Linked DNA regions of Homo sapiens: region 2 is linked to region 1. The links are chromatin loops, found by intact Hi-C in ENCODE. Cell type or tissue: heart left ventricle. All regions are shown on one strand. Each heading gives the region's core, and the rest is flanking DNA. Links, peaks and the distances in the headings are about the cores only. Region 1 holds the start of CDC14B (cell division cycle 14B). Region 2 overlaps HABP4 (hyaluronan binding protein 4).

The links. A loop is a pair of places that touch in the nucleus more often than their neighbours do. Peaks named below come from ENCODE experiments on the same cell type or tissue, not always from the same donor. Only the 100,000 strongest peaks of a DNase experiment are listed, where the experiment ranks them.
Region 2: a loop joins it to region 1, with 2.1 times the contacts of the local background. A loop is called at or near these places in 4 of 110 quality-filtered maps.

Annotation. Positions count from the first base shown.
Region 1 is chr9:96,615,171-96,623,502 of GRCh38, forward strand. It overlaps CDC14B (cell division cycle 14B), which reads right to left and starts at 4,673. Exons shown (of 14, transcript NM_033331.4): 1 at 4,049-4,673. The coding sequence starts at 4,208. RefSeq lists an enhancer at 3,824-4,324. In heart left ventricle, for the core only: no CTCF peak of the experiment used is centred there; DNase peaks (open chromatin) are centred at 2,823, 3,641, 4,511 and 4,731; H3K4me3 peaks cover 3,081 bases; H3K27ac peaks cover 1,719 bases.
Region 2 is chr9:96,483,535-96,491,866 of GRCh38, forward strand. It overlaps HABP4 (hyaluronan binding protein 4), which reads left to right. Exons shown (of 8, transcript NM_014282.4): 6 at 928-1,099; 7 at 4,555-4,740; 8 at 6,448-7,802. The coding sequence ends at 6,504. It also overlaps a transcript of CDC14B not described here. Among named protein-coding and RNA genes, the nearest start is that of HABP4, 38 kb to the left of the region's middle. In heart left ventricle, for the core only: no CTCF peak of the experiment used is centred there; DNase peaks (open chromatin) are centred at 3,307 and 4,657; H3K27ac peaks cover 2,267 bases.

The DNA.
Region 1 (8,332 bases), core at 41-8,040:
GGTGGACTGAAACTGAACTAGCAGTATAGTTCAAGTAAAAAAATCCGTGTCATTGCACATGGCAAGAGGTGAATGAATGGCTCCGTGAGAGGTGGATGGGGTTGGAATGAGAGTTAAACCCCTTAGTCTGCTCCTAGTAAGAGTAAATGCCCAGTATAGTGGTGTGGGTGGCTAGATACTAAACAATAGTGATTATATAACAAATGATGACAGGAACAAAAATAGGGATTAAGCATCCTATATTAAATACACACACACGAAGTATCCTGGGATCTATGGGAATTCAATTTACAGATTAAATAGGCTGCAATAAAAATGTCAAGGGACTAAGTTAAAAAATGATGTATTTAAGGGCAGGGTGGACAGAAGTGACAATATGCATTAATTTTTACAAACCTACTCCACTGTGAAAGAATCTTGTCAATCCAATATTAAGTGCTGGCAAGGATGTGGAATAATTGGTGCATTGCTTGTGGGAACGCTGGCGGCGTAGCCATTCGGAAAAAGAGTCTGACAGTTCCTTAAAACATTAAACGTGGAGATACCATGTGATCCTGCCATTCTACTCCTGGGTGTTATACTGAAAACATGTCCATGCAACAACCTGTATATGAATGTTCACAGCAGCATTATTCCTAATAGCCAAAAAGTCCACTGAGGAATGGATAAAGTCCATATGTACTCTGGCCTGGCGTTTTCACCTCTAGAAATACACTCTATAGATATAGTCACACATATAAACAGACACATACATTGATGCTACTGCAGCCATTTGCAATAGGGACTGGAAAACCCCCAAATAACCAGCTATTTATTACTACTAAATAAATCATGATTTGGCCATATAATGCAGCCATCAAAAGATAACTAATCAGCTGCGGGCGGTGGCTCACGCCTGTAACCCCAGCACTTTGGGAGATCTAGGCTGGGGGGGATCACGAAGTCAGGAGTTCCAGACCAGCCTGGCCAACATAGTGAAACCCCATCTCTACTAAAATTACAAAAATTAGCCGGGCATGGTGGCGTATGCCTGTAGTTCCAACTACTCAGGAAGCTGAGGCAGGAGAATTGCTTGAACCCGGGAGGCAGAGGTTGTGGTGAGCCGAGATAGCTCCACCGCACTCAACCCGGGCAACAGAGCAAGACTCCGTCTCAAAAAAAAAGAGAACTAATCTTGCTGGTATGGCACAATTTCCAGAAACTTGAATGTGCACAGAAAATTGAAGGAGGAAAAACATTACCAAGGGAGGAAGACTCCATAAAACTCATTTGATAGGCTGGGTGAAGGCTCACGCCTGTAATCCCAGCACCTTGGGAGACCAAGGCGGGCGGATCACAAGGTCAGGAGTTTGAGACTAGCCTGGACAACATGGTGAAACACTGTCTCTACTAAAAATACAAAAATTAGCCAGGCATGGTGGCGGGCGCCTGTATTCCCAGCTACTTGGGAGGCTGAGGCAGGAGAATCCCTTGAACCCGGGAGGCAGAGGTTGCAGTGAGCCGAGATTGAGCCACTGCACACCAGCCTGGGCAACAGAGCGAGACTCTGTCTCAAAAAAAAAAAAAAACTCATTTGATAATGTTTGACTTTTTAGAAGTGTGCATGCACTGCTTTTTAAATTAAGAAAACAATAATGGAGGGAAAAACACGTTGAGAAGGAAGGGACCAGTTTGCCACTTGCTGAGGACAGGCCTCAAGCCTTCCCCCAAAAGCCCAATAAAAAGTAATCTGAACTCTGTATCTGAAGATACTTTAATTGGCCTTGTATATCACACTGCAACAGACTGATTAAGTATCATTTTTCCAGGAAGCCAAGACTATCACTGAGGGACACCTAGAGAAGTCACAGGGAAAGGTGACTATAACCTTTACTCCCCTGGAGCTCCCTTACATTAAAGCTGGACCCTTCCGTTATTAGGGCTTGCAATCTGATAGGATTTTTTTTTTTTTTTAGCAGCAGCAAGATTTATTGTGAAGAGCAAAAGAACAAAGCTTCCGCAGCGTGGAAGGGGACCAGAGCGGGTTGCCCTCTGATAGCATTTTTATTTCCTGTAACGCACCCCTCCTCAGTATTCTGCTTGGTTCTATTTTTCTGAAGTTGATTAATTGGTGACTGCCTCACGAAGACTAGCCACATATTTCATCTCCATCAAGAAGAAAGATTTATTCCAATGACTTTGCTGTCACAAACCTTCTGATTGAAAACCCAAATGTTCATCAACAGGGACTGTCTAAATAGGTTAAAAAACATTCAAATCTACATAAACATTTAAATCCATACGTACTTGTTAATGGTTTTATTCATAAAACCGTATGTACATTGGCCTAAGCAGTAATTAAAATCAAGTAAGCCAGTCTTATATGCACCAACTCAGAACAATCATTCTAATAAGAAACACTATGAAAACGGAAAAATGTGCAAAACAACATGTGTGCTACTCGCACGTGTATGGTAGAGAATATATAGTATATATAGTATGCATGCACAGCCTATTTCTAGAAGGCTTCACAAGAAACTGGGAAGAGTAGTTGCCTCTAGAGAAGGACACTTGGAGACTGTGAGACCAACTTTTCTGCACGTACTCCTGTGCACCTTTAGAATTGGAGTTCTGTACCATGTAAATGCATTACTTGTCCTAAAATTAAATCCCATTCAACACAGATCCTTTCAAGAGGTATAAACAATAACGGGCAGAAACTATGTATAGGCCCACCCGTTCCCAGCCCCATCCGTCCTCGGCGAGGCCCTCTCCTGGGAAGGGCACAACGTTAGCGGGACTTGGCTTCTCAGTCTCAGCAGGCTTCACCTCCCGCACACCCCCCGCAGCTACCGGCCGGGGACTGGTACTCAGGGCAACCCCTTCCTATGCCCGCTCTGGTTCCCAAGGGCCATCCACCAAAGCCGAGAAACCCGCTCTGCTCTCAGCTTCATTTCAAAACGAACTTAGTTTCCAGATTGTCCATGAACCTAGAATATTATTTCTCCTAAACGTCTGTGTTTGTCTAAACACTTCCACTTAATGTTCTCGCCACTCCAGCTTACCTGGTTTATCAAAGGCTAGGGGCTGGAAACAGTTTTTAATAACGCCACGCACCGAGGTTGACACATTCCCCGCCACTGAAAACAGACTGCCAATTCCCTCAAAATCGTGGACAGCTCTGCTGTTTACACAGCGTTGCCACATACATCATCACATTTAATGCCTTCACACGCGTCACTGTCAATCCCAGCAAACCTAACAGCTGCCAAATTGGATTTATGAGTCTCCAAGAACAGTCGAATCAGCACTAACAGAACAGCTATCGAAGGGCTGCTTGGCTACCTGCTCTGGCTGGCTGGGATTTCTCAAAAGTGACAACCCGGACATTCGTCTTGCCGGCTGGCTCGAATGCCACCAACGTGACACCTTCCTTCTCGAGGCCCCGGCGGGGAGCGGACCCCGGGAGGCGGAGGCGTTCGGGGGGCGCGCTAGGGGGCAGGGCGCGGGAGGCCCAGGAGAGGGGCTCGGGCTTACGCGCCGGACGGGCAACGCGGCGCCCAGGGTCCCAAGGCTACGGAGCAGCGGGGGTTTGGCCAACGCCAAAAAGGGGCAGCTCCCGTGCCAGGCGCGTTCAGCGCGCTCGGGGAATCCTCAGGGGCTGATTCAGAGGTTGTGACTCGCGCGAGGGCCAACCGGGCTCGCAATCCCTGAAGGCGGAATCCACAGGAACTCAGAAGCAGCCCGCGGGGAGGAGCTGCAGGTTCGAGGCGCCGGGCTGACGCCCGCAACTTAGAAAGGTGACCCTCGGTCCATCTTGCTGGTGGAGGAGGGTGCACAAGCTAAAGTTAAAGCTCGCAGCCCACGCAGCTAGAAACTCGGGGCGGGGGGCGCTCCTCAGGAGCCAGGCTCCTAAAGGGGGTGTGGCGGCCGGGGCGTTTAAGGGGGTGGGGGCGAAGGCATTTCGGCCCGGCCCCGGAGGCCCCGGGCAGCCCGGTGGGAGGTGGGCCAGGGCCCCGCGCCGGGTGCGGCCGTCCGGGGCCCTCCGCGCGCCCACTGGCCGGCTCACCGGTGATGTCCAGGTACACGTCGTCCTGGGGGTCCCGGCGGCGCGGGTCTTGCTGCGTGGAGCTGCGGATCTTCTTCACACCCGGCGAGGTCGACGAGCAGCGCCGCGAGCAGGGGGGCGCGGCGGCCCAGCTCGACCGCCGCTCGCTTTTCCGCTTCATGGAGGCGGCCGCGGCCCGTCAGGGGGCCACGACCATGGCCCCGCGCGCCCGCGCGCCCGCCGAGGCTCCCGCCAGCCCCGCGCGGGCGCTCGGGGCGGCGGGCGCAGAGCGGCGCTGCGGGGACGGCGGGCGCCGGCAGAGCCCGGCGGGAGGCGGTCGCGCAGGAGCCGGAGGAGGAGCCCGGCCCACAGCGCCTGCCCCGCTGCCTCCCGCGGCCGCCGCAGGACCGGCGCCGCAGCCCTCGCTACAGCGCCTCCTGCCGCGGCCGGCGCCCCCAGCCCGCCCCCAGGTGCCCGCAGCCGGCTGGCGCGGCCGAGGCGACGGGGCTGCAGCTGGCGGCCGGAGCTGCCCGGGGTAACCGTGCGTGCCCACCGCGGCCGCGGCCGCTGCTGCGTAGGCGCCGGGGCACAGCAGGACGCGGCTCGTGGGGACCCCAGGAGGGCTGTTCCGTGGCGCTTCATTCACAAAAAAGGGCCCACAACCCTCCTCGGGGCCCGCAGACTGAGGCCTTTCATTGGCCAATGCGGCGTGACGTCACGGAGACGGGGCCTTTCTACAGGCAGGTACTCGGTGACGCCATAAAGAAAACTCTGAGGGCTTCCGCCAATCAGAGATAAAGTGTGCTAGCGACCTTCGCCAGCCCCCCAACTTTTGTTTCTTCTGTGTCCTCCAGGTGCCAGCACCCCAGATCCCAACTTTCTTTAGTGAGTCACCAAACATTTACACAGCCCCACCCTAGTAACTTAACTCCAGGTCTTTGGCATATATATATCTTAAAGTATTTCTTGAATTTCCTTGTAATTCGCGCCAAGAGAAAGGGACTTTTGCCATGGCTGCCAGCTTGGAAGAGGATGGCCTGATTACATTACCTGCAGCTATATAGATTTAAAGTAGAGTTGATTTCAGAACTTAAGTAAAACTATTTAAACAACTACGCTCTATTTATCGACCTATGCCCAGCATTCAAACAGGCCAAGCAAGGGCTTCTTAAGGACCCGATGAAACTTCCGTGGAACCACAATATACCGTGGTTGTTTGCACCTCAGAGTTTCTCATCTCGGAATCCAGCGCCCACATTAATTCAGTAAGTTTATACACTCATTGCTGTGTATACTGAGGTGTCGACAGGTCCGATTATATCATGAAGTATTGAAGCAAGGGGCAAGTTTTGTCCTTAAACTTCTTTATCTGGCACACTGTAGGGTCATATCCTCTTCTTTTTCTACTGGATTAAAATAATGCCCTATCTTCCTGGAACTTAACCAAAAACTGTCATTTTGGAGGGCCTTTAAACAAACGTCCATGGTAGCATCTAAAAGGGTGAGAAGATTGGAGGGCAGTGTTAAGATTTCACGGCCCCAAATTTTACAACATCTGCAAGCTGTCCCTATTTTTCACCAGCACTTGAACGTTTTATCCTGCAGTTCCGCAGTTAACTGCCAGCCTGGGGAAAAGAAAGATGAATTTGAGTCAGTCCCCTTGGAAGCCTCTCAGAAATGCAAATTTTCATAGAGCACCTCAGGAAGGGGCTCTTTGACTTCTATTGTTGTGGGCTTTTACCTTAAGCACGGCTAAATAAGGAAGTAGGGGGGCTGTGTCTGAAGCTAGAGATCAGCAACTCTGTAAGCACTTTTTCTTAAGGTTGGTTCTCCTGTTCACTCTTCCTCTGTTTCCCCTAAGGAAATCAGTGAAGGCCTTAAATTTAAAATGATCTACATGTCTGTCTGTAGGGGCAGCAAAGAAGCTAGAGACGTGGGAGGCTGTGCGGCGCTGCGCAAGTAAGTTTTAGAGAGCAGAAACGGTAGGGTCACAGTCCTTTGTTTTGACCTGGAGGAGGAGGAGGAGACCTTTCAGACCGGCCTAGGGGCTCAGCATTGGAAAGCCACCCAGTTTCCCAGACTACCAGGGATTTTAAATGAGTGGGTCTTGTTTTGAATAGATATTACAGGAGAGTGGTCCGTGTGGCTCCCTGGAAGTACAGAGAAACTACCTCCATGACATTATGATCTTTTGAGAGTAATTTGTTTAAATGTCAGGAGGCAGAGGTTGCAGTGAGCCGAGATCGTGCCATTGCACTCCAGCCTGGGTGACAGAGCTAGACTCCGTCTCAGAAAAAAAAAAAAAAAAGTGTCATAAATACAGATAATTATACCATTTAAATATTTTCATACTTTGCAAGTATATAATTTTATGCTTTGTATAGTAGGAACAGACAAAGTATAGGACTACACTTTGTAATTACGCGAAAGTATCTTCCCTTCTTGTGAATAGGAAGTCTGTGTGCTGAGTATACACATTAAAGTTTTAAACCCTATTTATATTTTGTTTTTAGGTCATGTTTAGATAGAGGCAGAAAAGTGCTGTTTCCTAGCTGATACTTGTTTTGTGTGTGTGGCACTGCTCTTGAACTGTTTGACTCCTCCCCCTCTTTGATAAGTTGACTCCTGGGCTCTGAGAATTTGGCCACAGGAAATGTATTTTAGTTTGCTTCCCTGGTTAGTTTGTTGTTCATTGCTTGACGACTCATCATAGAATTTTAGAGCTTGAAAGCTCCTTAGACAATATTTGGTCCAAGGCTATCCTTTCACAGTGAGGACACGGGGACCCAGATGAGTGGCAGTGGCCAGGCTGGGGTGGGAACCAAAACTCTCTAGGATCTGGCTTGTCTTTTCCTGAACTGTGGCGCTTAGGGAACAGATGCGTCTGGTTGATTCTCAACATTATGGCAGCACAATGAAAAGGAAAAAAAAAAAAAAAAGGAGGGATTCTCTAAAATATTCCTATCTTTCCTAGGTAAATTTACCCTGAAATGAAAACAACTGTGGAACATTTTCTTTTTTTTTCTTTTCTTTTCTTTTTTTTGAGACGAAGTCTCGCTCTGTCGCCCAGACTGGAGTGCAGTGGCGCGATCTCGGCTCACTGCAAGCTCCGCCTCCCGGGTTCACGCCATTCTCCTGCCTCAGCCTCCCAAGTAGCTGGGACTACAGGCGCCTGCCACCACGCCCGGCTAATTTTTTGTATTTTTAGTAGAGACGAGGTTTCACCGTGTTAGCCAGGATAGTTTCGATCTCCTACCTTGTGATCCGCCCTCCTCGGCCTCCCAAAGTGCTGGGATTACAGGCATGAGCCACCGCGCCCGGCGGAACATTTTCTTATATGTATATTCCAGATAGAGCATATTCTGAAAATGTGAAATCTTACGCTAAAATCAGTAGCAACTGGTTGATAGAGACGTGATATGAATTTCAAATAATGTAAGTTTCAGAATCCGTGAATTACAATTTTAATTATGTGAAGATAAATAAGTTGTACAAAGTCAATTTCCATAAGTTGGTTAATTTCATAAAAAGTTAAATTTGATAAATATGGTACGTTCCATAAGAGGTTAAATTTCCATAAAACTAGAGGGCTTAGGTGGCAGTCATATGGGAAAACGGGCACACACTGAAGTCTTCACTTTCATATATAAAAAGAGTTGGTTTTGGCCGGGCGTGGTGGCTCACATCTGTAATCCCCGCACTTTGGGAGGCTGAGGCGGGCAGATCACCTGAGGTCAGGAGTTCAAGACCAGCCTGGTCAACATGGGGAAACCCTGTCTCTATTAAAAATACAAAAATAAGCTGGGCGTGGTGACACGTGCCTGTAATCCCAGCTACTTGGGAGGCTGAGGCAGGAGAATTGCTCCAACCTGGGAAGCGGAGGTTGCAGTGAGCCAAGATCACGCCACTGCCCTCCATCCTGGGCCACAGAGCAAGACTCCGTCTCAAACAAACAAACAAACAAAAAAAGAGTTGGTTTTGTTTCATTGGCTATCCTGGCAATCCCAACATTAATCTGAAGTCTGCCATGTTCATGCCCCTTAAGATGAAAATCTTTTAGAACCATAAAAATGGAAGGAATGAATGTTTGTTGAGCTACCAGCAAATACTAGACATGCTAGGGGCTTCATACTCATGCCCTGTTCCGTGGTATTCTCATTTGAGAGGTCATGGCAGTTACCCTAGGTCACTAAATGAGTTTGGTTTGGAAACCCAGGATACAGAACCACACGTGGCTCGAGTACTGAGGGGCTGGCATCATTCTTCATTGACAAGAGCAGGATCTAAAGGGATCCTGCCTTGCAG
Region 2 (8,332 bases), core at 45-8,044, 130 kb before region 1:
AGCCACCACGCTTGGCTGTTCATAAAGAATTCTTTATGTATTCTAGATACAAGTCCCTTGTGAGATATATTATTTGTAAATATTTTATCCCATTTTGTGGACTGTCTTTTTACTTTCTTGATGGTGTCCTTTGTAGTATAAAAGTATCTGATGATGTTCAATGTATGTACTTTTGTTGCTTGTTTTTTTGGTGTCATGTGGAAGAAACCATTGCCCAGTCCAGGGTTAAGAAAGTTTCTGCCTAGGTTTTCTGCTAAGAGTTTTATATTTTAGCTCTTGTATTTATGGTGTGAGGTAGGTCTAACTTCATTCTTTCTTTTGGTGTGTGTGGATATCCAGTTGCCCAAGCACCGTTTGTTGAAAATACTTTTCATTCTCCATTGAATTGTCTTTGGCACCACGGTTGGAAAAAAAAAATCAGTTGACCGTAAATGTGAGGGTTTATTTCTGGACTCTGAATTCTTTGCTCTCAATCTATATTTCTGTCTTTTGTTTTCTTTTTAAAACTCATTAAAGAGGATATTTGCAAAAGTATGCATTCATGAGCCACTGCTTTAAAACTTGTTTATGGTTTCCTGTATTTTATTTCAACCCATTGTCCATAATTACCTCATTTTGTCTGTCATGCTGTCTGGAAGGGAGTGCCAGTGGTGAAGTGTGATGTTAATGTCATCAGGATGGTGATGTTCCCATTTTTCAAAGATTGATTTGAACACAGATAGGAAGTATCTTCTGTTGGCAGTGATGACATAAAATGTTGAAAATGAAATATGGAAGCTTGTGAGTCAAAGATTTCCTTACCTTATTTGCATTTGAAATGCAGTACCACAAAAATATGTTGAATTAATGGTTATAACTTTTTCTTTATAAAGTAGACATTTTAGTACCATCAAAAAGTATTCTTTATGATTATATATCTCTTTATAGAGTTCCTGAGTTGGAGGTAGAAGAAGAAACCCAAGTTCAAGAGATGACTTTAGATGAGTGGAAAAATCTTCAAGAACAGACCAGACCAAAGCCTGAGTTTAACATCCGGAAACCAGAATCCACTGTTCCTTCCAAAGCCGTGGTGATTCACAAGTCAAAATACAGAGATGATGTAAGCATTGCATTTCGTATGTAGAGGTAATCTTTACTTTTACCTTACTGGAAGTGAAATGTACCTTTCCACTTCTGTCTTGAAAATGGAACATTAGTAGTTGGCAGTCTTTGTTTCTAATCAGAGATGATGCATGCCTAATTTTACTGTATTGTTCATTAAGAAAAGGAATTGAAACTTGAGGTATTGACAGATGCACAGAGCAGTTAGAGTGACAGTGCATCTTCTGCTCACCCTGGGACTATGCGGGTACTGTACACATACTGTGTATTAACTGTATTTCATTTTTCTCAAGGGAGAGTTACAGATTGTGTCTTGTACAATTCAGAGTTAATCAAAGGAGAACTACACTCTGTGTCCCCTGAGTAGGTTACTTTCAACTCTGTTTCTTGATAAGAGCATTTCACTGAGTAGTTGATGACTTTTTTTTTTTTTTGAGATGGAGTTTCGCTCTTGTTGCCCAGGCTGGAGTGCAGTGGCGCGATCTTGGCTCACCGCAACCTCCGCCTCCCGGGTTCAAGCGATTCTCGTGCCTCAGCCTCCCAAGTAGCTGGGATTACAGGCATGCGCCACCACCCCGGCTAATTTTGTATTTTTAGTAGAGACGGGGCTTTTCCATGTTGGTCAGGCTGGTCTTGAACTCCCGACCTCAGGTGATCCACCAGCCTCAGCCTTCTAAAGTGCTGGGATTACAGGCGTGAGCCACTGCACCTGGCCGAGTAGTTGATGACTTTTTAAACTGTGGTTGAGGTTCCATGCACTTCTGACGCCTTTCCCATGTTGGTTCAGCAGCTTTGCGCCCCCTGCCTAACTGCAGACGTGGCGGGAGATGAGTCCCCGAACGCTTGGCTGCTCGGTCAGGCACTGCCACAGCGGCCAGCGTGCTGCAGGGGTTGCTCAGGGAGCTCCTCCGTGTTGTGAGGCCTTATTGCTCACGGCTTACGTCCAGCTCTTCTCAGAAGCTTCAGTTTTGCAGGGAGAGGTTTCGGGGAAACATCTAGCAGCATATGTTGATAGGGATGCCATGGGGTCATCAAGTCCCCGACTTGTTACTGAACTTAAGGCTAGGTCCACTGAAGCATTCCCATTATGGGATTTAGAATCTGTATCATTCCATCTACAGCTTGATACCAGTCACTATTTCGAGGTGGGAGTGAGCAGGTAGCAGGTTCTTCCTCTCTGTGGGGTATTAGTTATTGATTTTCATGTGGAATCTCAGGAATGTTATGCTATTGTAGAGTTGTCATTTACACTTTGGTTAGTTTCATTTTCTGAGTGAGTACTTTGATTAGGTGTCATTTAAGATACAGGGTTCTTGGGAGGCCAAGGCAGGTGGATCACCTGAGGTCAGGAGTTCGAGACCAGCCTAGCCAACATAGTGAAACCCTGTCTCTACTAAAAATACAAAAACTAGCCGGGCGGTTGGCGGGTGCCTGTAGTCCCAGCTACTCGGGAGGCTGAGGCAGGAGAATCGCTTGAACCCGGGAAGCAGAGGTTGCAGCAAGCCGAGATCACGCCATTGCACTCCAGCCTGGGCAACAAAGTGAGACTTCGTCTCCAAACAAAACAAAAAAAAAGATACAGGATTCTCTCCCATCCTCTTGTTTTGGTCAGTCCAAGCTGTAGGAGGCCTTACTGAGTTTTGAGCTGTTCCACAAGAAATGGCTTTTTGTAGACATAGGCGGCCGGAGCTTTATTTCCCTGGCAATCTCTGGGAGGTGTTTTCTAACTCCATTAGCAAGCTGGGTTGGTTCTTAACCTGTCCACTTCCTTTGTTCTTTTTTGTTCTAGGCATTGTAAATAAAAATTTCTCTAAAACAAATGTGCTGTCAGGATTGAAATATGCAGCTGACATGTTAGGTAAAAATAGAAGCTGCTCTTTCTTAATCCACACCAGATTTGTCCTCCCGGGCTCCAGAGGTCTCCCAGAATATTTGAAGCAAGTGGGTTAGCTGAGTCATCAAGCCTGGTCTCAGTGAAGCACACATCTTGGTCCTTGTTAATCTTGGAGGATTGAAGATTTTAGCTAGGAATTGTTCTTAAAGCAACACAAGCCAGATCTTGGGTTCATCAGTTTACTTTGTTCTGGACACCTGAAGAGGCAGAAGCACTAGAATACCTAGCAAAGTTCAGACCTAGTAACAACCTCGCGTAAGGCACTGGGCGGTGAAAGCACTTGGGCCAGGGCCAGCTGGAGCTGCAAGTGGAGCCCAAGCCTTAGACTGTGTCCACTCCCTGCTCCACTGCCCCGAGGCCCTTCCTGCCCCTTCCTGCAGTGGGAGGCGACTCAGAGCAGGGACCCCAGGGAGACCTTACCAGCGCTTCCCTGCTGAGTGCCAAACAAGGCAAGGGTTGAGTATTTTGCCTGTTACTATTTTTTGTGTGTATCTTTTTACAGAATGCCAGTGCTCCTGGACTGTTTTTCTTCACCTTTTTAGCATTAAGCATCCAACTACCTAAAGCCTCTGCTTTATTTTAACCTGAGACCTCAAAGGGGACACAAATGTTAAACATGAAGGCTGTCATGAGCATATGGCCTAAAGGTGTTGATATGCTCGTGGAAACTTTGCTCCATTTCCTGGTTGTAGGAATGTTTAATGTTGTAGCACTTTGGAGATTCTCATCTGAAATCACTGACATATCTTCCTTTCTGTAGGTTTTTACTTTACTTAAAGTGGGGTTTTTGTGTGTGTGTGTGTGTGATACCCATTATTATGAGTTGAAGCCAAATCAAATTTGGATCAGATTTAATTAATTTATTTAATATAGCTGTCACAAGAGATAGAATTTTAATGAAAGCAGTTCTTAAAAAGCAGCTTGACTTCTTTGTGCAGTGTTGGTAGAACACTCAGGTAACCATACTCTTGTTTTTATAAAGTTTCTCTATATTTTGAGTCAGAATTGTTTATTATAAATCATGTGATTTTTAGCACATGGTATTATAATCAGCACCCATGCTGAAAGGAATTTCTCTGTTAAGTTCTGTTCTGGGAAGGGGATATTTCCTTATTTATCAAAGCATTTGTGAACAGATAAGACAGAAAATAAGCAGAAATGAAAACTTTTTTATCTCAGCAAAATACACTTAGATATAAAACATGTATATTGTTTGCTATTATTAGTCATGCCAAATCTTATATCTTAACCTGCTCAGCTGATAGAAATTTGGTCCCACTTGAAATCATAATAAGTTCAAAGATGTTTGGATTAAGATTGTAATTGCAAGAATGTGGGACTCTAGAACATACAGAACTCACTGTCTTAGAATCAGAACAGCAGTGCTGTCTTCCTTTGTCCAGCTCTGCAGCCCAGGGCCAGAGACAAATCCAGAGAATGGCTCTGACTAGCCCCTGATGGTGTTTTAGCTCCTGTGTAGCACACTGCAGCCACTAAGCCAGATGAGTGTGGGGATGGCTGTGGACTTGTGCGTGTTTGATGCTGTAATTGTGTTTCAGATGGTAAAAGATGACTATGAGGACGATTCCCATGTTTTCCGGAAACCCGCCAATGACATCACATCCCAGCTGGAGATTAATTTTGGTAACCTCCCTCGTCCTGGGCGTGGAGCCAGAGGAGGCACCCGGGGAGGCCGGGGAAGGATCAGGAGGGCAGAGAACTATGGACCCAGAGCAGAAGTGGTGGTAGGTGTCTGTATTGACGGTTTGGCGAAAGAAGTTAATAAGGACAGTGCCCTGGGCCCAGGATGGTCTAATTTCAGAGGGTCATGAGTTTCTGCAGTCACTTCTTTCTGTAGCTAGTGTGGGACTGATGTTGGGGCATTTGGACGGTGTTGTAGCATCATGGACATCTTGCCTAGAGACCGTTCTGTAGCCCTGGCTTCCAGGGTCTGCTGTGAAGGCACTCCCGGGATCAGAGAGAAACTCACTGTCACCCGCATTAGACAAGATCCCCAGGCTTGGGATTGAACTGGAGCACCTGACGTTTTGCTTACTGTGGCCTGATTGTGTGCCTTGGGCTCAGGTGATGCTGTCAGAGTGGACAGAATCCTCCCTAAGATCTCAAGCCCTTTGTGAGGGGACCTTCCTCAACCCCTCCCCGGCTCACCTGCCTCACACCGTCCTCAGCCAAGGCTGCCTGATTCTAGCTCTCAACACAGCACGCTCCTTACCCCTGGCCTCTGCCTGCTGGCCTCCATTCATCCTTCCAGCCTCACTTCCTCACAGGTTTCTTTGATCACATCTCCTAGACCGATCAAGGTCTCGGAGCAAAGGAGTTTCTTTTCATTGAAGCCTGATCTCCGTGTGCGGCTGTATTCTCACTGGTGTGGCTATCGGTCAGCGGCTGCTTTTGCTCATTACCGGTTTACGCAGTGCCACGCAGTGCCTGGCATGTAGTAGGTGCTTCCTAATGTGGTATGGACACTTATTCATTGGAAATCAGCCCCGAGGCCCCATGGCACAGACCCCTTCTCTGTGGCTGGTCTTGGCAATGCTCCTCCTGCTGCCCGGTTCCCTCGCTCTAGGGAGCAGCCCCTGGAAGCAGTGTCTATGGTTTGTTTTTGCTTAAGCAGGAGCAAAAACACAATTTTTTGGGCGGGGGGTGTAGGGGTATATTTGGGGCCAGGTTGGAAATAGGGTCTATTCTGCGATAGGAAACACACCCTCACTCCTTTCCTATAGCGGAGCTCTGTCCCCTGCAGCACTCCAGGGAGTGTGTTGGGAAACCACTCTGAGATCCAGTGCCACCCACCTCTTCACTGGCATCTGTCCCCACCTCCACAACCTGTGCATCCCTCCACCTCAGAACCGCCCTTAGGGCCCGCCCCCGCCCCCATCAGGTCACACTGTTTCCCAATCCAAGTCCTTGTTCCCTTTGCTCATCCATTGAGGTTCATCCCAGGGAGAACCTTCTCTTCCCACAAAACCTTGCCTGACCTTGGTGTCCACTGTGCCACCAAATTGCACTGGATGGCCCTCCTGTGGCCCCTCCTTCCCAGGACGTGTTAGTGAAGCTCCTGATTCGATGGTCAGTTTCTCCAGCACCGTGAGCTCCCCGAGGATAGGCACTGTCTGTGCTCCTCCAGTGCCCGGCACGCAGTAACCATTCTATTTACTCGATGAAGGACGTGCCCATGCAGAACCCCCAGTAAGAGCTTGCAGGACGTAGGAAGGGAGGCAGCTCCTTTTTCGAGGAGGCTGGAGGCCTGTGTGGGAGGGGGAGCTGTACTTTCCTGGGTTAGCAGTGACCTGTGACTCTCCCCTTCCCACTGTGGGTCCTGCCTCTAATGCAGGCCCCTCAGCGTTGGTGCCAGGCCCTTGTTATCCCACTGGGATATCGGGAATGGATGAAGGGGCAGTGGATTTCAAAGTATTTCTTTTTTTCTTTAGATGCAAGATGTTGCCCCCAACCCAGATGACCCGGAAGATTTCCCTGCGCTGTCTTGAAAGAGCCCTGTTTCCCAGCACCGCGGAGCTGCACTGCACACCTGTGGGGAGACTTTTCCAGCTGGGCCAAGGGAGTCAGACTCTAAGAACAATAGATGTTGCTTTTCCCGTGTCATGTAAATTTGTTGCACTTTTTTGGGCTGAGCTGTTAGAGGGGCTTCTCCAGAGGCTCGAGAGCAGGCCATTTCCCAAGAAGATGAAGAATGGTGACTGTGTTTTTATTGAAGGAATTTCAAATGAAGAATAATGTTTAAAATGTGTATATAGAGATAGTATAGACTCCTCCGCGGAAGCATGGAGGGAAAGGAGGTTGTAAAATAGACTCCATGGAGACTCTTAGGAAGCAGTAGATTCCCGGGGGCTGTGCCTTTAGCGTTAGAGGAAACACATAGAGCTGGAACTGTTAATGGAAAGCAGTCACAGCTGAGTTTTCGGAGACCAAGAAATTAAAATACAATTGCACTTACTGTTTACTTGTAAATGTTATCTTCTCTCCTGGAATATTTTGAGTTCTGGTTTTCACTTAACCAATCATTTAAAAATCGCTATTGTGTAGCCACTGGCCACCACTCTGTGACACAGAATCAGAGAAAGCGTTGATTTTTAATGGTGATTTAAACTACCTCGTGGTTTCTGTGTGTGTGCACACACACATCTAGTGTTTGGGTGGTTTTTAGGAAGAATATTAAGTATGTGACTTCAAAAACCATGTTATTTAACCTGCCAATCAAATGGAAAGGGATCATGGCAAAAGCAAATACCGCATCCTTTTCTTCCGCAGAACTAGAGTCAGAGTTCGGCAGCTGCGTACAAAGGCCTCTGCCCTCGGCTTGAGCAAAAGTTGTAAATAACTAGTATTTATTAAGCACTTATAAGCAGTTTTTCTCACTTAGTCCTGGCTCCAGTTCTAGAGTTCCTCTTTATTGCTTTTGGTGAAAGTTTGGGGTTGGGGGTACACCTCAGAGGTTCAGTAATTCACCTGGAGTCCCACCCTGAACAGAGCTGGACCCAGAGCCACACACGCCCGGGAACACACACTGTGCTGGGGAGGAAGTGGGCCTAGGAGGGCCTGCAGGTCCAGGCAGCTGTAGAGCTGCTAGAAGCTGGGGTGTTGCTCTCCCCGCTTTCTCATAGACACAGAGGTACTGTCTGCCTGTTGTCACACAGTTCATATGCTCGCTTGAGATGGAATCTGAACCTTGGTCCCAGGATCTGTGCTTTTTCCCACTTTGCCACACTGTCTAAGGTGGCTTTGAACTGGAACCCAAGTGCAAATAAAGGTTGGTATTCGCTCCTGACTTTGTGTAGAGAAAACAGTCCTTTGGTTACTCCAGGCCACAGCAGTCGGTCATGATTTTGTTGAATAATCAAAGTTGAATCCATACACGTTAGGGTCAGTTAAGGATGTTTGCTTTGGGTGATAGCCTACTTTTGGTCTCTTATTTATTATCTGAGTACTAAGGTTTATCAACTGAGTGTTTTCTTCCCTTTCCTGGAAAAGGCAATGGATGCAAGTGCCCTGATTTCTGAAATCTGAACCTAGCCGGTACAACATCAGGGCTGTGTCATGAGTCAGTGGCTTTGAAGCTGTCACACTGTCATTTTGCCTAACTGCGGCTTTGAAGATTAGCCAGAGAGCCCTTTGAAGAAACTTTCCTTTAGTGTTGTGAATAATACTTGAAAAGCCCACAGCACTTGGTTTAATGTTGCAGTTGCAAAAACACTGACAGTTCCTATCCCATAGAGCTGTTGAGTCATGTGGTTGAAGACAGTTTTGGGGAACCCGGTGCACGTTCTGAACCTGTAATGGGCTATGTTTGCTTACCAG